Regions from separate parts of the Homo sapiens genome. Here region 1 is linked to region 2. Evidence: chromatin contacts called from ENCODE Hi-C data. All regions are on one chromosome and are shown on one strand. The core of a region is the stretch at or near the end of the contact, and the rest is flanking DNA. Distances in the headings are between cores, read along the strand shown.

What was found. A loop is a pair of places that touch in the nucleus more often than their neighbours do. Pooled maps may share reads with other maps.
Region 1: a map of left ventricle myocardium inferior shows a loop between it and region 2 (5-fold over the local background). The contact joins two enhancer-like sites. A Hi-C loop is called at or near these places in 1 of 168 maps with a recorded cell type or tissue (left ventricle myocardium inferior), 1 of 37 single-sample maps with no recorded cell type and 8 of 50 pooled maps.

What each region holds. Positions count from the first base shown.
Region 1 is chr2:148,506,856-148,511,273 of GRCh38, forward strand. MBD5 (methyl-CpG binding domain protein 5) reads left to right here. Exons shown (of 14, transcript NM_001378120.1): 13 at 3,205-3,280. Among named protein-coding and RNA genes, the nearest start is that of EPC2, 140 kb to the right of the region's middle. Within about 2 kb of position 2,721, at least 6 of the 41 ENCODE cell types and tissues checked have a DNase peak (open chromatin) inside an H3K27ac peak, as active enhancers do.
Region 2 is chr2:148,612,777-148,617,419 of GRCh38, forward strand. No RefSeq gene overlaps it. Among named protein-coding and RNA genes, the nearest start is that of EPC2, 30 kb to the right of the region's middle. RefSeq lists enhancers at 1,035-1,640, 1,642-1,771. Within about 2 kb of position 1,720, at least 11 of the 41 ENCODE cell types and tissues checked have a DNase peak (open chromatin) inside an H3K27ac peak, as active enhancers do.

The sequences.
Region 1 (4,418 bases), core at 1,471-3,970, 100 kb before region 2:
TGGACTGAAAGACTGAATTTTGACTAATTGTTCATTTCTTGAATTCATAGAGCTTTTTCTTCCTCTTTTAAGTTCATTCTTCCCTGACCTGACCAGTAGCTGGTCTGCAGATATGACATCTGGGAGAGTCTCTCTTTACCTCTCAAATCTCATGATATATACAAATAATTTCATGCCCCACATCTATGTATTTATTTTCTCTTCCAAAAGTAGTCATTTCTCCCTCTATTAACTACTAAGTTGTGTTAAAGGTGAAACATTATACTAATTTAGCTTGAATTAATGCAAGGTGTTTACAAATATTTTAAATATCTTGAAGAATGAGATGACAAAACTCATGAAATTGTTTTTTCCAACAAGTAATGCTGAATCGTTTTTGTGCTTGAATGGTAATTGTTATTGCAATTTTTCATGGTTAGGTAAAAATCTTTTACCCATGACTATCACTTTTGAAAACTATAGTCAAATATCCATTTTCTTCATTACAAAATTAGAATTAATTTCACCAATTCTTAAAAAGTCATGAAGTATCACATACAAACAGTTGTCATAATACCTATTCCATCAAATTATTGTAAGGATTAAATGAGATAATGTATATAGAGTTTTAATACAATACTTGGGCCGGGCGCGGTGGCTCACGCCTGTAATCCCAGCACTTTGGGAGGCCGAGGCGGGCAGATCACGAGGTCAGGAGATCGAGACCATCCTGGCTAACACGGTGAAACCCCGTCTCTACTAAAAATACAAAAAATTAGCCGGGCGCGGTGGCGGGTGCCTGTAGTCCCAGCTACTCGAGGGGGCTGAGACAGGAGAATGGCGTGAACCCGGGAGGCGGAGCTTGCAGTGAGCCGAGACTGCGCCACTGCACTCCAGCCTGGGCGACAGAGCAAGACTCCGTCTCAAAAAAAAAAAAAAAAAATTCTTGGCACATAGACATTTTTTAATAAATAACAGGTATTTCTTTTACTAAGATTAAATGTGAGAGAACCAAGGTTCTCTGGAGGTTTTTCATTAAAACATTGTAACTTCATTTTAAATATTTGGAACTTTATATAGTCAATTTTAAACTCCTAAGATATTTTAATCAAAATTTATAATAAATAAATGTCTTATAAAACTTGTTAATACGTCAAACTTATGTTCATACAAAAGAAATAGTGAGGATAAATTTATTTAACACATTACACACAGTGCGATATTGTCAGGCAACGTGGCAATGATAATACTGTCAGAACCCTTGCCAAGCAGCCTGCAAAAGGGGCCCCAGCCCAGCCTCAGCAAACCCTAGGTGGCCTTGCAGAGTGCTCCCAGGAGCTTGCTTGGCAGACACCTCATTAGGAAAACAACTGAGACTGACTCCATGAGATGACCAGGGCCCCTTGAAACTGGAATGGGTAGGTAAAAGGAAGACAGTACATACATAATAAAAAAACTTCTTATATACCAGTTAGAAGGAATGAATAGATTATACAAACTAGATGGTATTTAAAACAGTTATAAGGAGAAAAAAGAGAAGTATGTATATCATGACACCTTTTGTGTGTGTGTTTAAAAAAAAACACACATAAAACAATACTAGATTAAAGTATAAAAGCAGACTAAAAGTTGAGGGGGGAAGGTGAGGGAAAATGGGACCAGGATAGGTAACAGGGAACTCCAGCTTTATTTTTTTAATATAAAAGACTTAAAGGAATTTATTAACATTTCCTTCCAGCGGGGGAATATATTAGGTTTATTTTATCCTATGTACTCCTCTGCATTTTAAAATTTCTAAAAATAAATGACAAAAATATAAAAGCTAAAGACTAGCTTACAGGGCAGCAAAAGGTAGGGGTTGATGCCATATTCCCCTTATAATTTGGTTAAAACCAATACACTAATTTTTCCCTTCAGTTAAACTGACCTAAGTACGTATATATTTTTTGAAACATAGGACCATCTGGGCCACCTTTGACAAATATTTTTATTTAGCAAATACATAGAGCATCTATGGTATGTCTAGCACTATAGAACTCAGGGGTGGAAAACTCGGAGTTCTCAAAGTGTAGACAGAAACTCAATGTATGCATTGTCCAGTCCTGGTGTGTGAGGAAAAAACCTAGGGAAAGCTATGGTAAACTGAACTAAAGTTCAAAAATGTTTCAAAACACTATGCTAACCAAACTAAATACAACAGTAAGCCAAACTCTCCCACGACTGCAAATTTCCAGTCTCCATGGTAGATGCTAAGATAGGACTTAACTCATGGAAACCCATGCTAACCACCTGTTATGAAAACGTTACCTCCAGCAGCTTTTCTAGTAATTGTCATGACAGGGTAAATGAAAAGAATCACCTTAGCACTTGGAAAAAATGAGTAATTATTTATTGCATAAAGGAGGAAAAACAAGTTAACAGTCAGGATGGGCAAAGTGTACATAACCACAGAGGTGGGTAGCATGGATTTACCTGATTTTAGTTCAACAGCTTCATAGATCTAAGCTTCAAAAATGGCAGATGCACCGTGTGTGTTATTCGGGCCAAACATGTGTAATGGAATGCTAAGTGGAGAGAAAAGGTCAGAGAAGTGATAGGCACCCTGAGGCCGTCATTCTTTATCTGTTCAAATAGTTACCTCATTTTGGCTTTTGGCCCTGGGGGGCAGGCTCCGGAGCCTCAGGTGCGTCAGAGTTAAGCTGTTTCCCACCCCGGAACACGCACCGGCATTTCAGCCTTCACTTGCTCAACTCCAGAGCCAGGACGCTCCAGAGAGGACAGAGGGAGCTCCCTAGTGGCCAGAGCCTGCAGTTCAGCCCCTCCGCCCTTCCTCTGATCACACAGTCAGGCTGACTGAGAAAGAAACAAGAAGCAACACAGGGCCGGCTGGAGCCAGGGAGCATGAGGGGCGTCTCTGGGAGAGGGAACCCGTGGCCCAACTTTCTTCCCAAATCACCAGATTGTGGAAGAAGCATGTGGAAGAGGAAAAAGTCCATCTCCCCGCCCCACAATCTGTTCAACTTTTTTTAGTAGTTCTGTGACTTTAATCATTAGTATTCAGTGATAAGAATCCCAGAGTGATGTTTTGTCATCTGAATTTTCCAAACGCGAGTATAAATTGGCTTTCTCTCGTGGAATTGGTACTTTTGTTTTCTGATTAGGAAATTAAATTGAGTTTTGTTTCTTTAATTTTTTAATCTGGTGTGTTGTTTTCATTAATTCCAGAAGTGGAAAGCTAAATAACCATTTAGAAGCTGCTATTCATGAGGCCATGAGTGAACTGGACAAAATGTCTGGGACTGTAAGTTAATTTATTTTTCCATTATACTACGTTTCTTTGAAAATAAATTGTGTTACACTTTTTGGTAAAGTCTCTTGAGTATTGTCAAACAACTCACATAGCAATACTAAATTACTAGCCTAGAAAAAAAAGACAAATATTAGAAAAGATTCAAAGTCATTTAAGAAAAAGAAACCTACCACATTAACTATGTCTTTCTTCCTGAGATAAGTAATTTTGTTTTGCCACATAACGTTCGTTTAAAATATGAGCAGCAAAATATTGAAGTTCAAACCACAGCTTTCTGCACTTGACTCTGTGAATGGCCATGGCCATTACTGTTGCTTATATATGTAGTAATGCAAACTTTGTTCTGTCCATTGAACCAAAAAGACAGTGGGGTCAAGATCAAGAGTATATAGACCTCTCATATCCCATTTTTATTGAACTGTGCATATAATAGCATTGAGTGTGAGAAGTTTAATCGTTATGCTCCAGTTCACATATTGACTGATGTAAATACTTAAAATATAATTTTGGTAATCTGTTAAAAATGTGAATTGTCTAAGGCTATTTAGCATGAAAAATAATTTCTTTTATTTGACCTTATGTTACAAGGTTATCTGAATCCCAACAAACCATCCAATGACAATTGAATGATGGGATTAGTATAGGTTTTAGAGATTTTGTAATCCAACCAAACCATCATTTCGCAGATGGGTGAATTGAAGCCCTGAGACATTAAATTTCCTGATAAAATTATAGGAAAGATCTAGATTGGGGATTATAAACTCAAATGTTTTCTAGGGCCAGGCAAATTATATCAGTAAGTAAAGTGGGCCAGGTATGACAGCAGTTGGAATGGATGAGAAATGCCAGTGAAGATCCATGGGTTAGGGTAGGCTACCAATCTAGAGGCTCAGCACAGTATAAGCCATTACCCACTTGAGTCTGGTGCTGGTTGAGGAAGGGTTGCTCCACACCAGGGCACAGATTCTTTCTGTATCTAGTGACCACCTCTCTTAGGACCTCAGAGTGCTCCATTATATCCTTTGCATTTTGCCTTGAAGGTAAAAGAAAAGAGCGTGCTAAGAATACTGCCAGCATAGGTTTTATGAGCCAGACCTGGAAGCTCATTCTGTTGACTTTCCACTGACCT
Region 2 (4,643 bases), core at 470-2,969:
CAAGGGGCTTATACTCTGGGGGATGGAGGAGAAGAGAGGCAATACTTTATAAAACAAACAATATAATTTTGGCTAATAAGAACTATGGAGGAAATAAAGTGATGTGAGTTGGGGGCAACTGGCTCAGTGGTTTCTTTAGATCGAATAGTCAATAAAAGCTCAAGGTGGTGTAAACATTTCAGTTGAAAGACGTGCAGTATGATATTCTTTCCCCTGTTTATTCATGCTCAGGATAAAGTACACACACATATATATATACACATGAATTATAGTCCTGTTAGACAAACTGAATGAAAAAATTTAATATTAGTTTAATTAAAAGGATTTTTTTTTTTTTTTTGAGACGGAGTCTTGCTCTGTTACCCAGGCTGGAGTACAGTGGTGTGATCTTGGCTTACTACAACCTCCACCTCCTGGGTTCAAGCAATTCTCCTGCTTCAGTCTCCTGAGTAGCTTGGATTACAGGCACCCACCACCAAGCTCGGCTAATTTTTGTATTTTTAGAAGACATGGGGTTTCACCAAGTTGGCCAGGTGACCAACTCCTGACCTCAGGTGATCCGCACACCTCGGCCTCCCAAAGTGCTGGGACTACAGGCTTGCGCCACTGCACCTGGCCAAAAGGATATTTTAACTACATACTCACACATTTACATTAGACACGTCAACCATGGTGCCTACCATTATTAATAGGAACTGCCTCATTCATTGCCTCTAGGTAGGAGACTGCCCAAGACTGCCATGGGCTGAGCATGGTGGCTCATACCTGTAATCCCGGCACATTCAGAGGCCAAGGCAAGAGGATCTCTTGAGGCCAGGAGTTCAAGACCAGCCTGGGCAACATAGTGAGACCCTGTCTCTACTGAAAATTTTTTTTAAACATTAGCCATGTGTAGTGGTGTACACCTGTTATCCCAGCTACTGGAGAGGTTTAAGAGGGCGTATCACTTGAGCCCAGGAGTTGGAGCTTACAGTGAGCTATGAGCTTGCCACTGCACTCCAGCCTGAGCTACAGAAAGAGACTGGTTGTTAAAAAAAAAAAAAAAAAATAGAGACTGTCATGCTTTGAACCACATGACTTTATTCCTAGTTTACAACTGGCTGTACCCAAGGTCAATCAATCCTCAGGATGGCCAGCAGTATAGAAAAAGATAAACAGGACCATCAAATTCTCTCCCAGAAAAAGGATGAGAAGATACTTGGTGCTATGGTTGGAGATTGTTTGTTTGGTTCTGCCTAGTCCCATGGTGAAATTTGATCCCCAATGTTAGAGGTGGAGCCTGATGGGAAGTGTTTGGGTCATGGGGGCTGAACCCTCATGAATGGCTTGGTAATGAATACATTCTTGCTCTGTTGATTCCTGCCAGCACTGATTGTTAAAAGGAGCCTGGTGCCTTCCTCCCTCTCTCTTGTTCCCTCTCTCTTGACACATGACACACTGGCTCCCCTTTGCCTTCTGCCATGAAACAGTCTGAAGCCCTCACCAGAAGCAGATGCTGGTACTGTGCTTCTTGTGCAGTCTGCAGAACCATGAGCCAAATAAACCTCCGCTTTTTATAAATGACCCAGTCTCAGGTATTCCTTTATAGCAATGCAAATGGATTAAGATACTTGGTGAATGAGGCAGGGAGAAGCAAGCTCTGGGGCTGAAAGGGTATATTGAGAGAAATTGTGACACACAGTGGATCAACACGTGGCCAGAGAAGCTAAAGGGAAACAGAAACTCTGAGTAAGATGAGGAAGCAAAAACTATGAGAAAGCAAAAATAATGAGGTGGAAGCTCAGGCCCACCAAGCGTAGCTGGTTGTCACATGGATGGCAGCCTACATGTGCGGAGTTGGACAAATTCCTCTTCTCCCTTTTACCTGACTCTACTCCAGTTCCTGTTCTTCCTGTGGCTAGGATATGTGGCTTTTCCTGGGTTCCTAAATGTTTTAAATCACCAGCAGCAGGAGTAGGATAAGCACTGCTCTCAGCACACATTTTTTGAGATAACTTGAATGTGTCTCTGTCACTGAAACTATTTATAGTGTTGTTTTGAATGATGTAATTGTAGCAGGATTATAGCTTAAACACACACACAGACACACACTCCTTTTTTTGTGCCTGCTTCCTGCATGTGAGGGAAGTGAAGTGGTTGTTATGCTTATTCATTTACACATAACTTCTGGAATTCCACTCATACCCCCCAAATACAGGCCATGACTCAAAAGTGCCCCGGGCACATTCTTGCTTACTTTTCTCGCTAGCAAGTGAACAGGTGAACAGACTTATTTTGTGGGTCTGCAACAGCTTCAAGGGATTTGGAGTTCATTGATCCCAAATAACAAGAATACTTTGCAGTAACTGTCCTCCTAAGTTGATTTTATTCTGATGAACTCTTATCAGTGAGTGGTTTTTCCCTAAAAATAGTTTCTAAAAGGGCTTACACAGTGGCTACCTCCCTAGCAAGAAACAGAATGTATAAATGGAACATGCATCTAATTGTCAGACCCCATCCTCAGTTCTTTTGTGTAATATGAAAAAGAAATGTTTTAAAGCAGTCAAGATATTTAGCTCTAAAAATTAGCCAGTAAGAAGCTACTTGGATAAAGTTAAGTACGTTTTTTTTTTCTTTTTACAAACCTCCCTTTGAAATAAACCAGACAGAGGTTCCTTTCACTTCCATGGGAGTTTTCAGCAAAAGGAGAATGGAAGACTTCATAAGCTCTAAACAGCCTTGGAGGCCATTCATAGACTTCCTAGCATTCTCTGCCATTTCCCAGTGCTAACGGCCCTGAATGTAGCTTCTCACTATCGTTATTGTCCCTCTTGGGCACTAGCCTGGCAGCTGAGCTCTCTGAAGCTTATAGCCTTTGGAGTATGGGAAGAAGTTACCAACAGACACAGTCACAGGCTGCACAGAGAAGAGATGAGCCAGGAACTGGGGCAGTGGGAAGATGAAGAACATAGGGCTATTTTCACACCCTCCTGAATCCCATTTCCTGTTTCCTGCGCCTGCTGCTCCTATAGCAAGTCTGCAAAAAACCCCTGGGGTGAGGACACTCAGAAACCATCCAGACATGCACAGATTTCTCTGCCTCTGCCTCCAGAAACAAGACCTACATAGCCTGCTGCTTCTTCAAAATGTCCTCCTCATACTCTGTTGCTGCTAGCATGGCACTGGCTTGGCTTCAAGAATCCTGTCTTTTAGGGGATCAGAGGCAGATTCTGATATCTGGCCAGTACTCCACATGCTAGTTTACTATTTCCTCTGCTAGAAAATCCTCATCCTCTTCAGGTTCCTATTTTCTCACAGGTATGATGGCATATTCTTTTCTAATTTCATTTCTCTCTTTGAAAGGGTAACAGGTATAGCTTTTGGAGTGCCCCACCACCATCTCCACCAAAACTTCCTTCATTGTTCTGCCAGCTCTGAGTGAATTTCCCAGATAACCTTTTTGGTAAGTGTTCAAAATAACTCAGGACAAAAGATCCTAAGAGTAATCCTAAAAAGATCCTAATTATATTATACCTAGGGAAATACCCTAAAAGTGGGATCTCAAGATGTCAATGCATAAGTCTCTTTAAGAACTTCAGTAATGTCCATCCCTGATTAACTCTATTATAATAGCTGAACAAATCCACACAGATCCAGAGGGAAGTCCCCATTCTTTGCCTGTCTTCTCTTCCCCATAATATGGCCCCCAATCTCAGATCTCTGTGCTATTTGAGATTAGAGCTAGGATGGGCTTTATAAGTAGGCTTATTTGAAAAACAAACAAACAAAAAAACCAAAAAGATGGGTTTTTTTTTTCATCAACTACAAATTATAATCTGGGAAACTTTGAAAAGACAGCTACATTTGCAATATATTGCCCTCCCTGTATTAGCTAGGAATGCTTTTGAATACAAATCACAGAGATATAATTGTAGTTTAAACCATTATTATTAAAGAGAGGCAGGTCCAGGGTTCAATCAGTGGCTCAGTGATGTCACAGAAATAGACACTGTCTACTATTCTGCTCAGACATCCTCAGGGAGTTGGTTTTTTTCCTCCCTGCCTGTTGCCTAATGGTCACATGGCATCATATCCTCAAATCAAAGTGGATGGACAGAAAAGGGCTCAAGAGCTTTCTTCTAATAGGAGTCTGTTTCTTTTATCTGAGAATGAAAGCCAGAATTCAGTCATATGTCCATCACCAGTCCAGTCACTGGTGGAGGAGACTCACATTCCTGTGACTGACTAGAGCAATCACTATCCATTCCTGGGGCTGTAAATTAGGGTTTGGCCCCACCTTCCTTGAAATCAAGGAGTCTAGTTCTTTCATGAGGGAAAAGGGGTAAAGGTGGCGGGGGGGGAGGGGGGATGAGGAATGGTTGTTGGGTAGGCAGCCAAAAATGTCTCCCATAACCACCAAACTTGCTGATACCTGGAATCCAATCCCATAATTTTTTTCACTGATGCTTTAACCCAACAGAGGCTCTGCCCCAGTGAAAGAACACTCCTTATATTTTTAAAGACATTTATATCCCCAAAATATTTAGTTCATCACATTTTTAGAACAATACCAAATAGGAAATTGAAAACCAAGAGCGAAACATACATTATCATGAGCAGTGGTGATGCGCTTGTAAATCTTTAGCCACTAGCTGGGGACGAAC